Linked DNA regions of Homo sapiens: all the other regions are linked to region 2. A link is a loop called in an ENCODE intact Hi-C map of the cell type or tissue named here. Cell type or tissue: HepG2. All regions are shown on one strand.

Region 1 (8,000 bases), 100 kb after region 2:
AAGAGCTCAGTAAATATTCTCCTGGTAATTGTCACATATCCTGATGTAATATTGAGTGAACACACACATTGGAAAAATGATGACATTTATTCAAAGCATGAAAATGTAAAAGGATGCTTGGCGGTGTTTCAGGTACACGCATGTACCTATAAGTATAGGAAAAAATAGGTAAATATAGGCAAACTTAGCAGACATCCGTCCTGACTTCAGAGCTGTGGCTAACTCTGTGATGGAGGGAGAGGCTTTAGATACAGTTTTTACACATTACTTATTGTTTGAAAATTAACTATTTGAAGGAAATGGAGCAGCATTCTAACTTGCCCCAGATCCATTTGGCGAGGGCATGAGGAATGGGTATGTGGTACTTGCATTTGTTTTTTGTTTTAAATACTTCAAAATTTTAAATATGTTTTTGAATAAGAAAAAGGCAATGAACCAATAGAAACAGAGAGGCCAAGTACACACCTTTGGGATCCAACTGTATTTAGTGGTGGTATATCATCCTCTCCTGCCACCCTGTTATGCTTTATTTTAACAGCCAAGAAAGATGCTAAGTGTCATGCTAACGCCAAAATTCAGCTGGGAGGTTAGCATCTTCCCTAATGTAAGATAATTCCATCCATTCCTTCACGTACCTTCATGTACATGCAATGACCTAGCGTAGCTACTGTGGAGATTACACGTGAATACATACATAAGCTGTGATCTGTTCAAAGAGGCTTCTGCTCTAGTTGTGAGCTGGGACCTTGGGCAACAGATTGGTTTTGGAAATAAGAAGCCTGAGGTTAATTTCAGACACCTCCACGTGCTGGCTGGGTGGGTGCCCTGAGCAAGCCAACTATTCATTTCGGCTTTGGTTCTTTTAGCTTTAAAATATAGTGTAGATATAAAATACCCACAATATCTACCTCACAGGATTGTCATGGGCACCAGAAGAAGATTTTTGTGGAAGTACTTTGTAAATACTAATTATTAATCATATATACTCGTTAAAAATAAATAGTAGATAGTAAATGTCAGCCACTCACAACTATGCTATAAATCTCAGAGTTAGTGAACATGTCCCTTAACCCAAATAGTTAACATTTTCTCAACTACAAGTCCCTGAGAGTCCTTTAATAAATTACTATTTTCCCTAAATTATATGTGGAAAATTATATGTAAAATAATCTTCCTATTAAATAGGGTATCATATTATCTCATCTTCCTCAACCAATCCAGTAGCTGGTGCAGGTCTCCCCAGCTTAGGCATAATTTGTTTCAGTTGTACCAATACATGAAGAAGTTAAATTCCTTCCACATGCTTGGTGTCAGCTCTTCTAAGCACCTGTGCTTCTGTGATCTTTCTGAGATGAACATACGTGAGTTCTGTGCTCACAGCTGCAAATAAAGACAAACTCTGAGGATCTGCCTGACTCTGGGTTCCATAACCTCCACTGTTTCTAACAGTTTGAAATTTGGTTAAATAAAAAGGATATTTGACAGTGAATAAATGAATATAAATAAAATTTAAATGGTATTCTACTCCAGGCACTGTTCTTGTCATTGCTTGAATTTTGTGACTCTGAGTGAGGTGAAATGCCTTCCAAGGAGTCACAGATCCCAGCCACAGCTGGACAAAACAAGGCAGGTTTAGAGCCAGCAGACACACAGGCCGCTCATGCAAAACACGGATTTGCTTTCAGCGAACTCAGCGAACCGAGTCCCCACGTGCCAACTCCTGGGCACTGCCCAGCTTCTCCAGCATGTCACCATGTGCTCCGGGGCCACCGCGTCCCTGAAGGCTCCATCGTCGGACGGTTCTACAATAGCTTCTTTCTGTACCCAACACAAACCCGTCATTGCAGGAAGTCCCTAGAGCACCAGCCCACCTCAAGGATGGACAGCGGAGGCCAGGTAAGAAAGCCGAAAATCAACAAGGAACGCTGGGCTCCATGAAGGAGGGGCCATGTGGCTGTTTCTACAGGGACCCTCAGGGTCACACAGAGACTTGTTCCAGGGCCAGGGGACACCATGCACTTTGGCTGCAGGACCCGGTGGGCTGGAAGAGTGTCTTCCGGGCAGACTTCAGAGACCCCCCGTAAGGAGTGTTGTCCTAAGGCCAATGCGCTGGAGGCACCGAGGGCGTTCAAAGACTGCAGAGGCTCTATTGCCTTTTCCTGAACGATGGCCAGTGCAGCCCTCACACAAAGGGGTCCCCCTCACTGCTGCTGCAGACCAGCACCAGGACAAGGGCGATGGGTGGGTCAGTGCTAGACAGCATGCGGGAAATGACTGTGTCATCTCAGCCTTGGGAGCGTCCCTCCAGGAGGGGTCCAGGACAGGAGGAAGGAAGCTCTCTCTCTCCAGCACTGACACAGAGAGGCCTTGTGGCTGCTTCATCGTCATGGAACCAGACACTTCCTGTCACCCAGGATGGAAGATGCATTTGCAGGAACAAACATTTGAAATTCCAGATAAGTCCTCAAGTGGGGTGAGGGGTGGCGATGGAGGAGAGTCATTCTTAAGGAGAATGAAGCTTTAGTTTAGCGACTAAAGTCATCGATTTGCTGTTCTGTCCCGGTGTGTGCCCTGCCCTTGCTTAGGAGACTGTAGCCAAAAGAAAAACAGAAATAAAGTGGAATTAAAAATTCAAAAATAGAAATTAAAAGATTGACTAGAGCATTATTTCTATAAGAATATTCTGATTTCAGTAAGAACTCTCAGCCGGGTGTGGTGGCTCACACCTGTAATCTCAGCACTTTGGGAGGCCAAGGTGGGTGGATTACGAGGTCAGGAGATTGGGACCATCCTGGCCAACATGGTGAAACCCCGTCTATGCTAAAGATATAAAAAATTAGCCAGGCGTGGTGGCAGGTGCCTGTAGTCCCAGCTACTTGGGAGGCTGAGGCTGGAGAATCGCTTGAACCTGGGAGGCGGAGGTTGCAGTGAGCTGAGTTCGTGCCACTGCACTCCAGCCTGGGCGACAGATTGACTCTGTCTCAAAAAACAAACAAACAAACAAACAAAAAAACAAAAAACAAAAACAAAACAAAACAAAAACTCTCATTTCTTGCTGGGGATGAAGAAGAAGCGCCATGGAAGAGTCTCCGGTTTTCTTGGAGCCCGTTGTTGCTGTCGCCTGTGACAGCGGCCAGCGACCGGGGCCTCCGGAGGCCGAGCAGCCTGGAGTTCTGCATCCTCCTGTGGCAGCCGCCTGTGTGGGCCTCTCTCACAGGCATGGAGTCCCCATGCCCAGACCCTGGGCCAGGCCCCTTCTCTGGAACTTCAGCCTCCCAGAGAACGGGTCTTTCTAAAACACAAATGTAATTACATTCTCCCCCTACACCTCTGCTTCTGAGGAACCGAACACACAAGGGTCCAAGGCTGGATCGTATCTAAAAGCAGAACTCTGACCCACACCTGCCCAGAAAGCCGACTCCTTTTCTGCAATACACAGCCCAGGAGGCCAGTGGCCCGGTCAGGCTCTCAGGGAGCCACATTGCCATCTTTAGTGAGAGCCCAGGAAGCTCAACAGTAACTTCTGTGACAATCAGCTCCGGAGGGCCAAGACTTGATCAGTCCTGACAGCTTCCTAATTTTTGTCCCTGCTTCCACTCGGGACCAACCAGAGAAGGCGAGATACGCCCCCAGGATGCCCGCCTCTCATTAGAGCTGTGGTGTCCCCAGAGCCTGGCCTCCAACAGGGCACAGCTGGGGCTCTGTGTGTTCACGGGAAGCTTCCCTGTTGTGAGCATCTCTGCCTGCCCAGCCCACTCACTGCGGCAAGCCCTGAATAAACAACCTTTGTTTGTCCACACCCGGCGGCCTTTGTTTATTCCACACTTCAAAGCCGGCAGTGGCTGTTCCCCTTGTCCCAGGTGGAACTGGGAGCTATGGGATGACCCACAAGTCCACACCTGGTGACTGTCCAGCTTCATTCCCGGCTCCGGGCCCGCTCTTCTCCCTGGATTGCTCCTGCACTATCTCTCTCTCTTCTTCCTTCCACTCGCCTGTCTTCCTCTCCCCACTCCCTCCGCCTGCCTCTTCCCCGACCCCCATCCAGCTCCTCACTGCCCAGCTTCACCGCCGCTTACCTCTAAGCTTTTACAGAGGTTCACTGCTTTCCGTCTCCTCAGGAAGGCCCAGTGTCAGGTAGGACTCTGCTGTCCTTGGGTTATTGATTAGCCAGCTTGTCTATCCTTTCCTGGGTCTGGTCTCCCAGCGGTTGGCAGCAGGGGCTGAGTCAGCAGCTGTGGTATTACAGCCATGCTCTACTTCCACGAGCAGAGAGCTAAAACTCTGCTCCAGCTGGGCCCCCAAATGCAATGCTGTCCCCAAATGTGTAAGGAATGTTGAACCATGGTCCTCTTCTCTTAGCCATATTTTTGGGACCATTTACCCACCACTGCTCTTGCTATATACATAACCTGTTTTCAGAGAGGGCTGTTTTCATAATTCTTTATCATTTCCAGGGCACCTTTTGATGTGATTGCATTTTCTACTCCAGGCCATAAAAGTTGCAGCAGCATTTAACTCAATTGAGGTAAAAATAATTTGGATAGTTGAACCAGCAAACATTTCAACTATGCAATAGCTTGATTTTATTTAGTGGGATTCAGGAGCCCAAGGCTATGTGAGGGAAGGGTTTGCAGCAGGAGGGAGGGATGAGTCTGCCTTAAGGAGCCCCAGTGCTCAGGAGAGGAGGGGAGGAGCCCCTTCCTGTCTGCACCGCCCAACCTTGACTGCACAGGCAGCCACCCAGTGAGCTCAGCACATTTGGTAACTGAGTGAATGAAAGAACACACCCTGTGTATGGCTTTCACCAGACAAGCCCCCTTTGAAAAGGGCTGTGTCTGCTGGATAGTGGCGGGGCCCATGTGACGTGATTGAGGGCCGCGGTGTGTGAACATGCCCAGTTTACAGCATCATTTCAAAGCCTAGCAGGGCCAACTATGCAAGTGATTGAAAAAGACAGTCAACAAATTCTTGTGGACTTTAATCTTTAAAAATAAATATACTTTTTATCAACCATTTAAAAACTAGGCACCATCACATTAAAGCCACATGAAATCTGTATTATATAATAATTTTGCCCTTTTTTCACTGATCTTTCATTTATTCGCAGAGATTAAATACATACTTGACCCGTAAGGTGGGACGGCATTAAATCCATTCCAGATGCGCTCCCGTTTTCCATCAGGCTTTATGTATTTAACGTTTAGGATCCAGTAACTGTACAGAACCTCGGATTCTGTCATAAGAGGGCTCTGCTATGGTTTGCGTGTGGTTTGTCTCCACCAAAACCTCTGCCAAAATTTGAAATTTGATCCCCAATGTGGTGGTGTTGGGAGGTGGGTCCTGGAGGTTTCTGGGTCATGGGGGCAGAACCCTCATGAATAGACCAACACAGTCCCTCAGAGCTAAGTGAGTTCTCGCTCTGGCGGAATGGCCTAGTTCCCGAGAGAGCAGGTGATTAAAAGAATGGCTTCCTCGGCTTCTGTCTCTTGCTTCTTCTCTCACCATGTGTCTCTTTACACACGCCCGGTCCCCTTCTGCTTTCTACCGTGGGTAGAAGCAGCATAAAGGCCTTATCAGATGCCACTGCCTGTCTAACTTTCCAGCCATGCATATCATGAGCCAAATAAGCCTTTTTTCTTTTTCAATTACCCAGTTCTGTTACAGCAACACAAAATGGACCAAGACAGGCTTTAATTATTCTACAAGCTGGAGCAAGAGGATGTAGAGAGAAAACTTTGCTGGGGTGCCCGCTTATATTCCTGAATTTGATCAGTAATGATACGCTCTGTTTTCTTCAATGATAACGTATGATTTGCTAAAGTAGGTTGGGACATTTTCCCTAATATTATAATTAAATCTTTCACAAATTCTTATAATTTAGAATTCCTGACATATTTTTTACTTTAGCTTAACTTTAATTCTTTATCCTTTCATTTTAGGATAGAAGAGGATAGGATATTTTAGGATAGAAAGGATAAAGAGCAACTTTATCCTGTTATTTTTATTTTTGTTAAAATATTTTTATTGTAAGCATGCTAGAAGTTAGTTCTAAAGACCCCGGAAGTCAAATTCTACATTGTCTACTTTTTAATCACTTGAGAGAGAGGGAAACAGCTCCTCTGTCTTCCAACGCACTTGAAGTCTGCCCCCGTCATCTAATCAATCACACCCCCTCAAATGACAGGCCACGCTCTGCCTTAGTGGGCTTCCTGGTTCATTTCTGCTTCTGTGTGAGTGGTTACAATTATGTCTGTTTAGAGGAAAAATATGCACAGAACATAAGACATTCAGGAGACGAATGTTCACCACAGGGCATCTCCATCCATCCTCTTTCTGCGCGCCTGCCTGGGCCACCTGGCCTTCTTGCAATATCCCTGTTCTCTGAATTCACAGTGCTTAAGACTCTGCCACGCCCATCAGCACCCTGTCGTCAGCCCTCTCAAAAACGGGCTTCTTATGACTGGCGTTCTAATTGTTAACTGTGTTTTAAAGCATTTCCCCAGGCTGCTATCTGCCCTGGGCCTGCACGTGGCATCTGCCCGCTCTTCCTGGTGGTGCCTGGGCGATGTTTGCAGATGGGTCAGGGAGGCTCACCAACTCTGCACACTATAGGGAGGCCATAACCTGGGCCGACTCACCCCTTGCCCCTACTGTGGGGAGCACAGACAGATGTGGGTCCCATTTTCAAACTGCCAGCTTACGCCTCCTTCCAAATCCTGAGGAGCTATCAGCTTCATTTGATGAAGGAGGAAGCCGACTCAGCCAGGCTATGAGGAGGCCAGGCGGGATGGGAACTGGAGACAGAGCTGTCCTCCTGTCCTGGGCTGCCTGGTCCCGCAGAACACTGAGCGGAGGCAAGGAGCCAGGGTGCCGGGTAGACGGGGCAGGAGGGCTAGGGAACCCTCCGAGGACCCCCATGGAATCTGTGAGAATTCTACTTCTTTACTCCAAAGCTACTGGAGAGTAGAAGAGCACTGGCAAGGCCTTGGGCCTCAGGCAAACTGAAATGCATGTTTGGGCCTCCACAGTTAAAATGGGGGAGAAAGAGAGAGCATGAGAGAGGGAGAGAGAGAGAAAGCAAAAGCCAGAGAGCACATTATTGAGGAAGAGAGAGAGGATGGAGAGACAAGGGAAGGAGAACGATTGATTGATTGATTGATTTGGACTGTCAGATCACTGAGGACCCTTCCTGCCCCCGATGCAACGGCTGCATTTTGTCTGGAGTCTGCATGGTTCTCCTGGTCAGCTTGCAGGACTGTGCGGAGCAGGAAGGAATTCGCTTGGCTGGAATGCACCCCTCCGGGCTGCAGGTTGGAAGCTGAATGTCTAGGAAACCACGCCTAGCTTTCTAAAAGACGGGCACTGTCAGAAAACCCTGAGGAGCCCAGACCCACTGCACTCACTCTCCTTATGGGCTGATTCCCTGTGATCTTGGCCTGCAACACGGAGTCGGAGCTGCCTAGAGTTGTGATACAAGCTAGGTCACCACGGAGGATGAACAGGAAGTTTGCACTTTCTGGAGAGTGCACTCAAGCTCCTGCGAAAAGCACCAATGAGTGAGCAGAATGTGTGACTCAATGGAACTTCCTAGCCACGTCTTCAGCCCGGTAGCTACAAAAACATGCGTGGACTGAGGCTGCGCCCACAGTCCTCAGTGAGGACGAGGACTCAGGCTACGGGGCTGTCGTCACAGCCTCACCTGCTAAGTGGTCCTGGAGAAGCCACGCTTCATTATAAAAATGTTGTCATTTTTATAAAATACCCTGTGAATTAACTTTTACAATAACACCCCCATCCATGAGTGGGTTTGAATCATCCTTTTAAATTTCAATGCAGGTGTTTAGAAAGCTTGAGGAAGATTCTGGCCTTCTGTTAGGAAGCAGATTTCAGGAAGGGCAGGTGAAATTGCACACAGACGAGCTCAATGGGTGTTTGAATCTGTCTGCTCTGACCCCTGGGAAATGCTTGCATTTTCTCGTGGTGTGCACAGAGAACAGACC
Region 2 (8,000 bases):
GCATAGAGCGATGCTGGGAACTCTCCCACCGGGTTTGGAGCCACGTGGAGGTAGCGTGGGGAGGAAAAGCTGCTGCAAGAAGAAACCACGTGGAGGTAGCGTGGGGAGGAAAAGCTGCTTCAAGAAGAAAGGACGCAGGGGAGGAGCAGGGAGGCAAGGGTCTGAGTGGAATGCGGTTGCAGCCAGGGGCTCCGTGGGCACAGGCCCAGGCTGGACCTGGGAATGGGCCGCATGGCCTCCAGTTGTGCTTGGCTGTGAATGCCCAGGTGAGCTTAAGGGCTGGCAAGATGTTGCCAGGAGACCAGAGACACCAGACCCTGGCAAGTCCATGCCACCCCTCTGCCTTTTGGAAGCCCCTTCCCTATGCATCAGGTGGAACTGAACACGGTGAGCATCTGCCTGAGGACCCCGTGCTACCTGAACACGGTGAGCATCTACCTGAGGACCCCGTGCTACCTGAACACGGTGAGCATCTACCAGAGGACCCCGTGCTACCTGAACATGGTGAGCATCTACCTGAGGACCCCATGCTACCTGAGCAGGTGAAGATGATTCAGCCGCAGTGAGCTGAGTGAGTGGACCAAACAAACTTGCTTCTCGCTGTGATCTGGGGGTGGAGGCTCTTGAGGACGACATGATTCATTGCAGATTTGCACCCTCCATGGTGACATGAATAACCCACTCTCTGAGATCTCACAAGTACAGGCCACAGCCCAGCCAGCCTGGGGGCCAGCAGGGCCCCAGCAGCTTGGTGACCCCTTCACCCGAGCAGGGCCTGTGGGGGTGGGGAGGGTGGGAAGGAGCTTCTGCTGTGGTCCCTTCCTCATCCTGCTGAGTCCAGGAATCCCAGGAACAGATCAGCCTCTTCCTGGCTTCAGTGCGCATGTATTTCAGCCTGCTCCATGGTGTTCAGCATTGCTGCCCACTGCAAGACTGCAAAGCAGAGAACTGGCCCTGTGGCGTCCATGGTCTCTTATATTTCTGTGATTGAGGGGACTCACCGATCTTATTATAACCGGATAACCGGCATTCAGGGAGAGCTGCCCTCAGAAAGCAGGAGAGGGACTGGGTTGATTCCCTTGTCTCATGTCCTGTGAATTTTCTGCAGAAGGGAAGCTGGCTGGAGGTGCCATGGCTTGTGGTGTGTTGGCCCCTTCACTCATTACAAGTGGCAGTGTGTGCTTTTCGGATAATCCCCGCTGCAACCCTGTGAGGAAGGGGCTGTTGTTGTCTTGCCCATTTTTCAGATGGGGAAATGGAGGTACACGTGGCCAGGGAGGAGCCCACTTGGAGCACTGCCCACCCTTCCCACAAAACGGCAGCTGCCCTCCGTGGTGACAGCTCATGTGCTGTGCATGCCCTGACCATCACCTCTGGTGTCTCCCCTCACTTCTTTGGAAGACCCTCCTACTGGGACTCTAAGGGCTGAGGGGTCTGTGAGGGACCCCCTGTGCGGGTGGCCCTCGTGGGATTCCCTCAGCCCTGCCCAGTGGCCTCCCTCAGTCCTGTGCCCAGGTCCCTTGGTGCTGTCTGCCAGTGACCATCACAGCTGGTCCTGCAAAGCACTAAGCCTTCAGCTCCTGCCTTCAAGAGCTGCCTGCAGAGGATGCACGGAAAAGAGGTAGAGAAGTTGGCCGTGCTCCCTTCTCCCTCACCCCCAGGGCTTGCCTCACCCCAGGCATCCTCTGGGAGTTTAGAATTCTTCCACTCGTCCACACTGCCCATGGACACACAGGCCTCGGTGCTGCTCTGCAACCCCCGTCAGACACCTGGGGAGGTGATCCCTTAAGGACATATCTTCCTGGACTAAAAGGCTGAGGATTGATTGTGTCGCTGTCTCAGAGGAGGGCTCGCTCCCAGCACAGGTGTCGCTCAGGGATCCTGTGTGAAAGGCAGGCAGGGTGTTTGCTGAGCTTGGTGGCTTCTCTTTGACATCGCTAAAGTACAGATGGCTGTGCTGAGTGGAAGCGGCCCCGCCCTGAGACATTCTGGGGTGGAGGCCCTGGCCAGGGCCCGGTGGTGCAGCTCATCCACGTGCCCTCCTTAGCCGCCACACCAGGGGATGGACCAGGGCAGTGGCTCAGGCCTTTTGGGGCTGGAGAAGCCGGGACCCAGCTGCTGGGTCTCCATGCCGGAGAGAAAGGAAGAGGGCAGGCCCCCTTGTGCAGTCAAAACTGGCATTGAGTTAAAGTAATCCTCCGTCAACTGAGACAAGTTAAAACCCACACTGAGCACTGCGCGTTCCTGGTGGCATTAAGCTTCTCAGTGTTCACGGAGAGGCAGCCTGGAGGTTGGGCTACACAGGCTGCGAGACGGTGCATAAGACCAGATGGTGGCTCCTCAAAAAGTTAAATGTAGAATGACAATTTGACTCAGCAATTCCACTGCTGGGCGTAGACCCAAAAGAAGTGAAAGCAGAGACTCGAAGGATGTCTGTCCACCCGTGTTCACCGCAGCCCTGTGTCCAACAGCCAAAGGTGGAAGCAGCCCCGTGTTCCTGGGTGGGTGGATGGGTGGATAGGTGGGCGAGTGGGTGGGTGGATGGATTAACATGGTGCAGTTCACACATACGATGGGGTCTTAAGCAGCCTCAGAAAGGAAGGAAATCAAAGTATTTTACCCCAAAATATATTTCTTTGACAGATGTTTATTATTACCATTTATTTATTTATTTTTTAAGATGGGGTCGCTTTCTGTCACCCAAGCTGGAGTGCAGTGGTGCAATCTTGGCTCACTGCAACCTCCGCCTCCTGGGCTAAAGCAATTCTCCCACCTCAGCCTCCCAAGCAGTTGTGACCACAGATGCGTGCCACCACAGCTGGCTAAGTTTTTGTATTTTTGGTAGAGACAGGGTTTCACCATGTTGCCCAGGCTGCTCTTGAACTCCTGAGCTCAAGTGATCCACCCACCTTGGCCTCCCAAAGTGCTGGGATTACAGGCATGAGCCACTGTGCCCAGCCTCTTTGATATATTTTAAAATGTCCCTGCAAAGCTTTCTCTTGTGGGGAAAGTCTACATTCTCTAGAGAACCCCCCTCCCTTTCCAAGTCTTTTTCCTGATCCAGGAAAGAATCCTCTAAGAGTCTGGCACCTTTTAAGTCTGATAGGAAACACTAACCATCTGTTCTTTCTAAAACCTGCTACCTGGAGCCTGCATCTGCATGATAAGAACCTTGGTCTCCACAACCCCTTATCCTGACCCAGACACTGCCTTCTATTGGTTCTAGGTCTTTGGATAAACTCTTTCAGCCAATTGCCAATCAGACAATCTTTGAATCCACCTATGACCTAAAAGCCCTCTCTGCCCTTTGAGTTGTCCCACCTTTCTGGATTGAACCAACGTACACTTCATGTGTGCTGATTGATGTCTTCTGTCTCCCTAAAATGCATACAAACCAAGCTTTGCCCCGACCACCTTTGGAATGTGTTCTCAGGACCTCCTGGGCTGTGTCACGAGCTATGGTCACTCACATTTGGCTCGGAATAAATCTCTCCAAATATTTTAGAGTTTGGCTGTTTTCATTGACACTCCTAAGGCAGGGCTGTGGCAACTGGGCTGCTGTGAGCTCTGAATCTGAGGGACAGTCCTGGACAGAAGCAAATGGACGACTCCAAGGAGTCTAAGGCAGACAGTGGGAGGGATGCGGCTGACACAGTGCCAGGCCAGGCCCATACGGGGCTGTCCGAGTTATTCCCACCAAACTCCTGGAAAAATGCAAAACATTGCAGGTTACCCTTGAGCCCAGGGCAAAGGCCCTTTGACCTTCTTGGGCAATCCTGCTGCAAGTACGATGACGTATCGGAAATGAACCATTGGTGCACAGATCATAAGGCACAGTTGTAACCTACCATAAACAGAAAGTATCTGAGACAGGTCTCAATCAATGTAGAGGTTTATTTTGCCAAGACTGAGGATGTGCCTGGGAAAAAGGAACACAAAACCACAGGAACATCTGAGATTTCTGCTTTGTCCAAGCAGGGTTTGGGGACTTCAATATTTAAAGTGGAAAGAGAAGGCAGTAGGGGAAAGAGGGAAAAAAAGTTGGGAGGGGATAGGAAAAAGGGGCAATGGCTGTATTCTTTCGAGGCCTTGATCAGCATTCACTGAATCCACATTTTACATAGGAGGCAGCAGAGGAATAGTCAATTACACATTGTCTCACTCTGTGAACCTGCACTAATAGGCATTTGTCTCAGGTGGGCGGAGGGATGACTCCTGGTCCCGTCTTTCTCCTGTACCTGTGAAGATAAACTGGTAATTTACATTGTCGGGGTGAAATTCAACAGAACTCTTTTAGGGTAAAGATCGTGGGGCCCACAAGGAATTTCCCTGTGAACAAATTGTGAAGGAGACCCCCCAAGGGAGGGATGTGGCCTTTTATCTTTGAAGGTACAAAAATGACAGGCAGTTTTGTGTGGCCAAAGGTCAAAAGCCCCTGCTGGCTGTGGAGTCTTGCATGTATTTTTGTTTACTGTTGTCCTCATCTGGACTCGGCCTGTTTTTATGATGGCCACAAGAGGACCTCAGCACTCAGGCGAGGCTTCAGAGCTCAGAGCCAGGTGGCCACCTGCTGCCTCGCCCGTGTGGACGGGGGATGCCCTCCTCTCAGAGACGCATATGGACCAAGTTGTCTCTGCTGGTATCCAAACTTCTTCTCCACAGGCCCGTGGGGAGGCCTCAAACCCAAGACCCCCACCCAACTTGGGTCAATCAGGTAAGCTAGGAATGGAAGAGAACTGGAATATTCAGGCACCGTTTTCCTTCCATAGCTGACAGCTGAATACTGATTTAGTTACCACGAAGAAAGAGGGGAATGTGGGTGGCAGACCTAGGTGGCCTCCCTGGAATTCCATGTCCCAAGTGGTCCTTCAATTGCAATGTGAATACAGCTGTGGTACCTCAGTCAAGATTCCTGCCTTTTTGTGAATCCACCTTCCTGCACTGCAATGGACGTGTGGCTTCTTGGTGCCTGGCCTCCACGAATCCGACTCCTGGCAGCCCCTGACTTCTTTTGGGGGATTCCTCCTGCTCCCACTCTCAGGTCATGCAGGTTCAGTGGAATGGATTCGGGTTCCATCTCCAGGGAAGCAAGAGGTCAAGCCTGGAATCCTCTGAAGAAAGGGTTTGGTTCAGCCATGAATGTTTTGCTCAAGTTAGACTAATCAGAATCAGGATTTAATTCTGGGGTTTTGGTGTGAACTGAGTGAAGCAGCAGGATGTAGTCCTGCCATTTTTCAGGGACAAGAGAGGCGTGGTCTCAGAAGAGAGCTAACACAGAGAGGGATAATCTAGGGGAGGGAAAGGAGAGATCAGAGCATATCTGAGCACTTGAGGTCTGTCCTGGCTTGCTCAGGCCTCCACAACCAAGTACCATGAACTGGGCAGCTTATCCAATGGAAACTTCCTGTCTCTGTCCTGGAGACTAGAAGTACAAGATCAAGGTGTTACCTGGACCCTGTGGCTCAGGTCGCGGCCTCCTTAAGGGATTTGCTATTTCCTTTGTGATTTATTGATCCAGTGGTGTTCAAGAGTGTATGGTTTAATTTCCACGTATTTTGAATTCAAGTAGTGTGATATTTTTCCAGCTCTGTGGTTTTTGCTCAAGATTGCTTTGGTTACTTGGGGTCTTTTGTGGTTCCATAAGAAATTAAGGGGTTTTTTTTAATCCTGTGAAAAATGTTATTGGAATTTTGTTAGGGATTGCATTGAATCTTTAATCACTTTGGGGAGTATGGACATTTTAACAATATTAATTCTTTCAATTCATGAACATGGAATATCTTTACATCTTTTTATAAAAACTTCTTCAGTTTTTCTCACCAGTGTTTTATAGTTTTCAGTGTACAGATATTTCACCTCCTTAGTTAAACTTATTCCTAAGTATTTCTCTAGCTATTGTAAATTGAATTGTTTTCTTAATTTCTTTTTTAAATATATTGTTAGTATACAGCAATGCTACTGATTTTTGTGTGTTGATTTTTTATCCTTCAACTTTACTGAATTTGTTTGTTAGTTCTAACAGTTTTTTAAAGCTATAGTAATCAAAACAATATGGCAGTGGCACAAAAAACATACATATAGACCAGTGGAACAAAACAGAGAGCCCAGAAATAATCCATGCTTTTACAGTTCATTGACTTTCAACAAAGAACACACAATGGGGAAAGGACAGTCTCTTCAATAAATGGTGTTGGGAAAACTGGATATCCACATATAGAAGAATGAAATTAGACCCTTACCTCACACCAGACACAAAAATCAACTAAAAATGGATTAAAGACTTAAACATAAGAACTGAAACTGTAAAGCTACTATAAGAAAACACAAGGAGAAACCTCCATGACATTGGCCAGGGCAATGAATTTTTTTAATATGAATCCTAAAAGCACTGGCAACAAAAGCAAAAATAGATAAATGGGATTACATCAAGCTAAAAAGCTTCTGCACAGTGAAGAAAATAATCAACAGAGTGAAGAGACAACCTGTGGAACAGGATAAAATATTTGCAAACTATGCATCCAATAATGGGTTAATATCAAAAATATATGAGGGATTCAAACAACTCAGTGGCAAGAAAACAAATAATCTGATTAGAAAATGAACAAGAAACCTGAATGGATATTTCTCAAAAGAAGACAAACGTTTCTCAAAAGGACATATGGATGGCCAAAAGGTATATGAAAAAATGCTCAACATCACTAATCATCAAGAAAATGCACAATGAAATATCACCTCACTTCTGTTAGGAGAGCTGTTATCAAAAAGATAACATGTTGGCAAAGATGAAGAGAAAAGGGAAGCCTTGTAGACTGTTGGTGGGAATGTAGATTAGTACAGCTATTGTGGAAAACAGCATGAAACTTCCTCAAAATATTAACAAAAGAACAACCACATGATTTGGCAATTCCACTTCTGAGTATATATCCAAAGGAAATGAAATCAGTATGTTGAAGACATATCTGCACTCCATGTTCATTACAGCATTATTTACAGTAGCTAAGATTCTAAAATCAACCTAAGCGTCTGCCAACAGATAAATGGATAAAGAAAATGTTACTATATATACACAATGGAATACTATACAGCCTTTAAGAAGAAAGAAATTCTGTCACTTGTGACAATATGGGTGGAATTGGAGAACATTATACTAAGTGAAATAAGCCAGGCAGAGAAAGACAAATACTGCATGATCTTATTTATATGTGACATTTATAAAAGGTAAATGCATAGGAGAAGAGAGTAGAATGATGGTTCTTAGAGGATACAGGGGGATGGGGGGCCCTAACGGGGCAGGATGGCGGCACCTCGGTTCTGGCCTGACATCTGTGCCCTGGCTGATGCAGGAGCAGGGAGGCCCTGACGGGGCAGGACGGTGACACCTCCTCTCCACACCTCTGCAGCAGAAGATCGTGCCTCCTGGTGGGGATGATTATTGATTAAAGCATCTGAATTCAATCAGAAGCTGTTTCCTGGTGCTCACATGTGTTTTCATTACCAACAGACCTGATCATTCTCTTTCCTTCCCTCTATTGATTTAAAAAGAGCAGCCTGGCCAAAGAATAAAGAAAGCAGCCCAGCACACACACACACACACCCCCACACATGCATGCACCATCCCCCCCCCTACACACCCCTCCCACATGCACATGTGTGTGCGCACATACACATGCACGCACAGGAGCCAACATACTGTAACTTTTCTGTGTTTTAGAAAACTCCTCTGTTTGTTTAGGTTATGGGTAGAAGGACTTGGGAACCTTGATAACCTCTGACTACTGTGTCCCCAACTGGGTGCTGTGTGGTGGCTCCCTGCTGCAAATAAATGGACTCTCCTTTTATTCACGATTCATGCCTCGAATAAAGACAGCAGCAGATAGTACATCTCTTTGAAAGATTTCTTTGCAACATGGATTCGGCCTTGAGAATTGTTCGATGTAAGCATGACTGAAATTTTGACAGAAAGATATTTAAACACAGGTCCAAATGCGGAATGATTCAGA
Region 3 (8,000 bases), 65 kb after region 2:
ATAATTGTGGCTATTTACTTGAGTTCAAACACTGAAAAGAAAATGAGAATTTCCTCTTTAAATTCCCTTTTCCCACGTCCTTCCAGGAAATTCACTCTCAGAAGCATGTTCCACTCAAGCGGACTTGGCCTGCGCTGTGAGTCAATGTAAAGAGGGTGTGTTGGCTTCGGCTGGTTGACCTTCAGAAGTCGGAGAAGGCCAAAGTCCCACTGAATAAACTGCAGATGAAAGAGACTCATGGGTCCTCAGAAGGAGGCATATGGCTGCTCTCGGGATCTTGACTTTTGAAATATTTGTTTAAAGCAAACACTTGCAGTGGCCGTGGAAAGCCTCCCGTTTCCTCTGGACCCTCAGCCTCTCCCTCGCAGGGCACCGGGCTCTCTCCCTCGGGGACAATGAGGCGAGAGAGGCTTTTGTTTATTCTTCAGGAGTCTCTGAGAGTTCACAGTCATGTTAAAAATTAACCTGGGGCCAGGCGCGGTGGCTCATGCCTGTAATCCCAGCACTCTGGGAGGCCAAGGCACAGGCGGGTCACCTGAGGTCAGGAGTTCAAGACCAGCTTGGCCAACATGGAGAAACCCCATCTCTACTAAAAATACAAAAATGAGTCGGGTGTAGTGATGGGTGCCTGTAGTCCCAGCTACTCAGGAGGCTGAGGCAGGAGACTCACTTGAACCCGGGAGGCGGAGTTTGCAGTGAACCGAGGTCGTGCCACCGTACTCCAGCCTGGGTGACAGAGTGAGACTCTGTCTCAAAAAAAAAAAAAAAAAAAAATTAAGAAAAAGAAAAAAGAGACCAAGCATGGTGGCTCATGCCTGTAATCCCAGCACTTTGGGAGGCCGAGGTAGGCTGATCACCTGAGGTCAGGAGTTCAAGACCAGCCTGGCCAACATGGTGAAACCACGTCTCTACTAAACGTATAAAAAATTAGCTGGGTGTGGTGGCGAGCACCTGTAATCCCAGCTACTCAGGAGGCTGAGGCAGGAGAATTGCTTGAACTTGGGAGGCAGAGATTGTGGTGAGCCAAGATCACGCCACTGCACTCCAGCCTGGGCGACAGAGTGAGACTGTGTCTAAAAAAAAAAAAAAAAAAAAAATTAGCCTGGGCTCACACCAGCCTTGGGCTCCGCCGCTGGGCTCTCCTCAGAGTCCTTGGTCACACGGGCTGACACTTTGCCGAGTCCTGGCCCCAGGCCCAGAGGGACTCACCTTGCAGGAAGGGAGGGCCTCCTGATTCCGGATCCCACAGTCTGGAATCACCAGACTGGGGCAAATCCATCTTCTGCCACTAAAACTTACCAGCATCTTAAAGCCCAAAGTGCCCTTTTATCTGTATTTGCAAATACAAGCTTATTATTTTCTAGAAAGAGACTCCTTACAACGAACAAAGTGCAAAGCAGTGTCCATATTTTAATAGGCCTGAGCCTCAGGTGGGTGATGCCTGCATTTCAGGCTCAGCTCTGCACTTGAGCTGTAAATATGCGTTCCTTGAGATTAAGACGAAAAGGAAAACCGTCCGACAAATGTGTTTGGTGGATTATGACACCATGACGCGTGGCCTCAGTTTCCTCACTTTGAAAAATATCCTTCAAGCAGCACAGAGCGGGCGGTTTGTCTCACGCTGGAGAAGGAATTCAGACGCAAAGCTCGCCGCAGCCTCAGAGGGCAGGCGCACCAGGCTCCTGGGTTCTCTCCGTGAAGGAAACTGACGAAGCCTTCCCGAAGGCTGATTTCTAACTGCCTGATGCTTCCAACGAGGTGGAGCTGTGGGCACAGACTCCCCTGAAAAGCTGAAGACACGCGCGGAGAGTGGGCACTGGACACTGGTTTCCAGCCCCTTAGCCTGGTGCCTTCAGAGACCGCGCCCCACCTCAGGGCTCGGCTGGCAGCAGGAGCCGGCGTGGAACGGCACAGACGCCGGTGCTGGGGGTTGGGACGGGCGGGATAGAGCCTCAAGTCTGTCTGCGGCCTGAGGCCTTTCTGTGGGCTGCTGCAGACGATCACTGCCAGGTGGAGAAGAAAGCCCAAGACAAGCTCTGGTTTTTCTGCATCTCTTATTCCCAAACTGATGTATATTTAGCTTCAGAGTAGCTGAACCTCCTCCTCCGCCCCCCAGCCCCCATCTCCCTGTTAGAAACAATCTGTGGGACCTGAACATCCTCCCAGGGTCTAAGACCAGGCTCTCTGCTGAGCCACACTTTGAGAACAGTGCTGTAATTAAATACACACGTGTATTTTTTTAAAATAACAAAATATATTTAAAAACGTATTTTTCCTACCTATTCCCTTGTAATGTTTCTCTTTAGATGTGAACATAATTAAATGTAAATTTGTTTTACTCCATTTTTATTATCCAAGTGTTTTTTACTTTGTGATTCTTTAAGTTCCTTAGATTTATAATTATAAAGTTGTTAAATTTTCTGTTAAATTTATAAACTATATTTGTCTGGCTTGGATATTAAATATTAATACAGAGAAGCCGAACTAACTTTCTTAAGAAGAGGTGTTGGGGCCCTTAGAACTGTTAAAGTGAGAAAAAAACTGTAATAAGCAATATATTCCCCAACATTTTAAAAGTCATTAATTTAATTATGCAGACACTTTAGGTTAGTGCTGTTGGGATTCTCCGAAAGGCGCCCACGTGAACCAGCGCCCCTCACCCGCAGCCCACTTGTCCTCAGCCCTTTCCCTCCCCAGTCTCCAGGATTTTAAGTTGTAAATTACTTGAAACGTGTGCATTCACCACCAAGAGAAAACACAAATGTTCCTCCACACTTAGAATACTGTAAAGGAGGGGAAAAAATTCTAAAAACGTGAGGGATAACTGAAAAAAAAGTGATGAAACAGGCCCCAGAACGCATAACGCTGTCCAAAGTACACCGCTGGCTTCTGGCCACGTGACTCTCCCCATAGCAGTCACAAAACTGTGGGGCTGACTTTGTTTTCCTGCGTGTTGTCTATTTTGACTTACTCACAGCTGTTCGTGGCACATGCAGACGGTCGGAGAAGAGGCCTCCGTTCCTTCCTCGCCTCCTAACCACCGGTGCCCTGACAGATCCGCCTCCAGCTCATGAAAGGGTCAGGTGTTGGGACTTGTCTTTGGAAACCATATAGCACTTTCCACCTCAAGTGATTTTTTAAAATCTACATGACAGGCCATGTAAAAAGGCTCCTCATACTCTGGGCAGTCCCTGCCCCTGTGTGCCAAGCCCTGACATGCTGGTTGGATGAGAGGATTGCTAAACATATTTACCGAAGTGCTGTGGAATTGAAGGCATTTGGGAAGATAGCATGCAGGAAAACTGTCTCTTCAAACACCGATTGATTAGGGGATTAGGGATGGGCCCACCTGAGCCAGATAAGGAGCTCGAGGTGCCCGGCCCACCCCCCAGGCCAAGCGACTATCCTCCTGGGAGGCGCTGGACTGACACCCTGGCTCACATCCTTCCTCCAATTCTCCCTCTGTTTTAAATCCCAAAGCTTTCCTGCACCTTTACACTGCATTTTATGCTTTATTACCTTCTCAGCCCCTTTTTCCTGAAGGCAGAGAACTGTGCTTCTGGAAGAATCCTCCCTTCCTAACACGAAGACCCCCTGGGCATCAGCAGACCAGGGCTAGAGACGTCACTAGGTGGCCGTCTCAAATCAGGGATAGGAGCTTCAGGCTCCGTGTTATGGGAGGGGCTCTGGTTGCGACTGTCCCATGTGGATCATGAAGGATGTTGACCCGAGACAATGCTGGACATGGTGAGGAACATGTGGGCACATCAGGAAACGCTGCGGCCCCCCCCCATCACACACCGGAGCCTCTGTGGGACCCCTGGTCGGTGCATCCCGGCACTCCGCTCCCACCTGCTCTCTGTGGCTTGAGAGGAGACGGAGATCTGAAGACCAAGGCTCTTTCCCAAATGCCCCAAATCTAAAGGCAAAAGTGTGCAGGCTGGTGGTTGTGGATGCGTGAAAACCCGACAATGGGATGGCTACATCTGGAATTCATTCTTCACTCTCCTTCCCACCCTTCTTTCCATTGTCCTGGAATAGACGCGACCTAAGTGGATTCAAATCTATACTAGGATTTAACATTCTCCATGGATCAGAAGTGATGGTTTGTTGGAGGAGACCTGATGGGGTTAGGAGCTGCACATTAAAGATGTTTTGTGTCTGGAGACTGACCCGCTGTCAGCAAACTTTGGAAGGTCACTGTGAGTGGGGGACAGGTGAGACAGAGAGGATGGAAGCTTCACCAGTGCAGAAGGGTCTCCGTAGGGGATTGGCTCTGCCATGGCACCTGACACCCTTGCAGGAACCCACATCGGCCACAGGTCAGGCTTGCCGTTGCCTGGCTGGTCATAGCAAGTGGCGTGTGACCCTTGGACATTGTGGGAGGAGTAGCCTCCTGCTTTTAATGAGGGTGGGAGTCTCCACCTCACCCCGCAGGAGACAGCTGCAGGCTTCCAATCTGCTGCTGGAGAATGGGGGGACTTCCCGACAGCAGAGCCTATGGCTGCTCATGCAGTCATGGGGTAACTGAGTACCCCCCTTTTTCTAAGAGGTGGTTTATAATTTTTTCCCTCTCTCTCTTCTTTTCCTTGGTTGCTCACTTCCTATTAAGCCCTTCAGAAATGCAAATCTAGCCTTTCACCTCCTCCTCACCAGACATTCCCCGCGGGCAAGTTCTTCTAACCCTGTGTGCCCAGACAGCTCTCTCCGGATTTGCAGAGGAAAGCATCCCTTCCAGCTAGCTGCCCCGGATTTTCCTCCACCAGAAGCGCATTGCGAAAGCAAGCCCCTTTGGCCACCTTTACAACTTATTTCTGCCCAAGTCACCAAGAAGGTGCCACCTCAGATGTCTGGTAGATAAGGCACCAGGCTAGCAGAGGGCCCCTGCCCTTAGCTTAAAAAAGAGTTCACTTTCTGCTGCAAAGGTGAAGCAGCACATTTAAAGGCAGGATGTCTTGTGCCCCTTCCCCAAGTTATAGCTTCAGAGTAAATTCACTGTTTTTGTATCAGAACTCACTCTTGTTGATGGAACTCTGCATGCGGCGAGCAACTCACCTGGTTTTTGGTTACAGTGAAGCGGGGGGGGCTCTGGTTCCGTGTTGTCTTGTGGGACCAGAGACACAGAGCTTGCAGCATGCCATCTTGCTTGTGTGCGGTGTGTGCAATAAATGTTAAAACCACAGGTGCTCTCGTGTCCAGGCCAGGCACATCTCTGGAAGTGTGTGCACCCAGCCTAGCAGCTGCTGCTGCTGCGGGACCCTCAACCACTTGACATGGACCCTCGACCACTTGACAATGCCAATTCTCCAGAAACAGACCTTCAGATTCAGTGGAATCCCTCCAAAGAATCCACAGGTGATATTTTTTGGAGGGGACAGGGAGAGGGACACACGTTTTAAAATTGACATGGTGACTCCAGTATTTGAAGATGCATGTTGAAATGTACAGGGCCAGTTACAGACAATAAATGATCTTAGATCACAAGGTCGGAAGTCAGACTCTTCCGTGATGCAGGCTAGAAGACAGACAAACAGATCCGAGGCAGGGAACCAGAACTCCAGAAACAGACCCCCCACGTCCCCTAATATATGACAGAGTGATCACTGCAACAGATTGAGGAAAAGACAGTTTCAAAAACACTAGGGCTGGATCAATTGTGTATTTTTAGGGGAAAAATAAATATTTTCTTTTGCCTCAAACTACCATTCCGAAAGTTGATTTCATGTAGATTGAAGGTGTAAATGTGGAGGGTAAAACACTAAAGAATCAGGAAGAAAACACAGGCCTGTCTTCAAGAAGATGGGCAGACAAAGATTTTTAAACATTATTTTTTATTTTAAGTTCTGGGTACAAGTGCTGAATGTGCACGTTTGTTACATAGGTAAACATGTGCCATGGTGGTTTCACGCACCTCTCAGCCCATCACCTAGATATTAAGCCCAGCATCCATTATCTATTTTTCCTGATACTCTCCCTCCCTCTGTCCCCTCTGACAGGCCTCAGTGTGTGTTGTTCCCCTTCCTGTGTCCACATGTTCTCGTCGTTCAGCTCCTACTTAATAAATGAGAACATGTGGTGTTTGGTTTTCTGTTCCTGTGTTAGTTTGCTGAGGATAGTGGCTTCCAGCTCCATCCATGTCCCTGCAAAGGACATGATCTAGTTCCTTTTTATGGCTGCATAGTATTCCATGGTGTATATGTACCACATGTTCTTTATCCAGTCTATCATTGATGGGCATTTGGGTCGGTTCCATGTCTTTGCTATTGTGAATAGTGCTGCAATGAACATATATTTGCATGTATCTTTATAATAGAATGATTATATTCCTTTGGGTGTATACCTAGTAATGGGATTGCTGGGTCAAATGGTATTTCTGGTTCTAGGTCTCTGAAGAATTGCCACACTGTCTTCCACAACGGTTGAACTAATTTACACTCCCACCAACAGTGTGAAAGTATTTGGCAAAGATTTTTTAAATGGGACAAAGAAAGCACTAATCATAAATGAGTTTGAAAAAAATGGAACTTTATGAAAAATTAATAATTTGTGTTCATCAAAATACACTGTTAGGAGAGGAAGAGGCAAGCTCCGCATAGTGAAGGCAACTTGCAGTCCATGCATTCAGTAAATACCCACACACCAAGAATGTAACAAGATTTCCTGCAAACTGGTAAGAAGGCAAACCAAAAGAAAATCTCAGCAGAGAACTTGAGCAGAAACAGCGCGAGAGAGGCTGTCCACACGGCTTGCAAATACATGAAAAGGAGCTCAACGTCAGCAGTCATTAGGGAAACGCAAGTTAAAACCAAAATGAGACAGCAGAATGTCGAACATCAAAAGACCAAATTTACAAGTGTGGGAAATGCTGATCAACAGAACTGTGCATGGCCAATGAGTGTCCAGTCCTTGGCCTAGAAGGGCAGGGCTTAGGCTGGGGAAGATCAGTGGAAAGTTGAGGGCAGCAGCCAGGACTGGGGGTGGGGAGAGAGGGGAGTCCCTCCAGAAGGACCTACAGGGCCTAGCACTTCTTATGTGGGATGACAAGGTGCTGGATTCCTGGTCTTCTGCCACACTTGAAGCCATTTGTAGTGGTGGAGTCATGATGTTTATGCATAGCTTATTTGGTTAAAACTCATTACACAAAGGCAAAACCAAACAGTGAATGGGAGGGAGGAAACGTGGGCTGTGAAAATGACACAATTTTCAAGGAGTTTGCCTGGGGACAGAAGAGAGACCAGGGGGAGGTAGAGCTGATGCAGAAGGTTTCAAGGACAGTGAGGGAGATCCCAGCCCTGAAGATGGTGACAGAGACCCCAGCCCCAGGGACAGTGAGAGGGACCCAAGCTCCAGGAGGGTGAGGGAGCCCCCAGCCCCTCTGGTGACTGCGATGCAGGAAGGAAGAGCTGGATCTCCCAGGAGGCCTTGGGTGAGGGTCCCTGGGGTGTGCTGGGCTCTCAGGAAGCACTTGAGGGGAGAGGTCTGTCAAGCATGTGGCCAAATTCTAGAGTGAAGGGTTAGGGGGACATGAGGGTTAGGGGGACATGAGGGTTAGGGGGACATGAGGGTTGGGGGGACATGAGGATTATGGGGGACATGAAGGTTGAGGGGACATGAGTGTTAGGGGGGACAGGAGGATTATGGGGGACATGAGGAATTGCTGATTTGGGGCAGGAAAGTGGAAGCTCTGAGCCAATTACAGCTAACATTAGAAGGATCCGCACAACATGCCGGGACCCCAGATCCAGGGACACGGGCGAGGTGTTTTGTGCCCGGCCTCCCTGGTTCCCACTTCTCCCTGGCAGGCTGCGGGCAGCAGGCTGCGGTCCTGAGAAGCGGGAGCCGTGTCCATGCTGACACCCGTGCTGTGCCTCCTGGAGGGAGCCTCGCCAGCCGTATGGCAGCATGTGTGACGGTCTGTGATTCTTTTTCCTAGGGTCCTATTTTCCCTCCCTAGGAAAAACACTGTCCTAATAAATTGTCCTACCTCTTCCCTGGTTCTC

Evidence for each region. A loop is a pair of places that touch in the nucleus more often than their neighbours do. Peaks named below come from ENCODE experiments on the same cell type or tissue, not always from the same donor. Only the 100,000 strongest peaks of a DNase experiment are listed, where the experiment ranks them.
Region 1: a loop joins it to region 2, with 7 times the contacts of the local background. A loop is called at or near these places in 2 of 110 quality-filtered maps.
Region 3: a loop joins it to region 2, with 4 times the contacts of the local background. A loop is called at or near these places in 3 of 110 quality-filtered maps.

What each region holds. Positions count from the first base shown.
Region 1 is chr6:168,298,001-168,306,000 of GRCh38, forward strand. It overlaps a transcript of DACT2 not described here. Among named protein-coding and RNA genes, the nearest start is that of DACT2, 18 kb to the right of the region's middle. RefSeq lists an enhancer at 2,664-3,652 and a silencer at 4,549-4,803. In HepG2, no CTCF peak of the experiment used is centred here; DNase peaks (open chromatin) are centred at 3,801, 4,171 and 4,811; H3K4me3 peaks cover 1,500 bases.
Region 2 is chr6:168,197,041-168,205,040 of GRCh38, forward strand. No RefSeq gene overlaps it. Among named protein-coding and RNA genes, the nearest start is that of DACT2, 120 kb to the right of the region's middle. In HepG2, a CTCF peak has its summit at 4,521; DNase peaks (open chromatin) are centred at 3,771 and 4,511; H3K4me3 peaks cover 1,061 bases.
Region 3 is chr6:168,261,826-168,269,825 of GRCh38, forward strand. It overlaps LOC101929420 (a long non-coding RNA gene), which reads left to right. Exons shown (of 5, transcript NR_110870.1): 5 at 87-753. Among named protein-coding and RNA genes, the nearest start is that of DACT2, 54 kb to the right of the region's middle. In HepG2, no CTCF peak of the experiment used is centred here; DNase peaks (open chromatin) are centred at 446, 2,896, 3,256 and 4,346; H3K4me3 peaks cover 1,140 bases.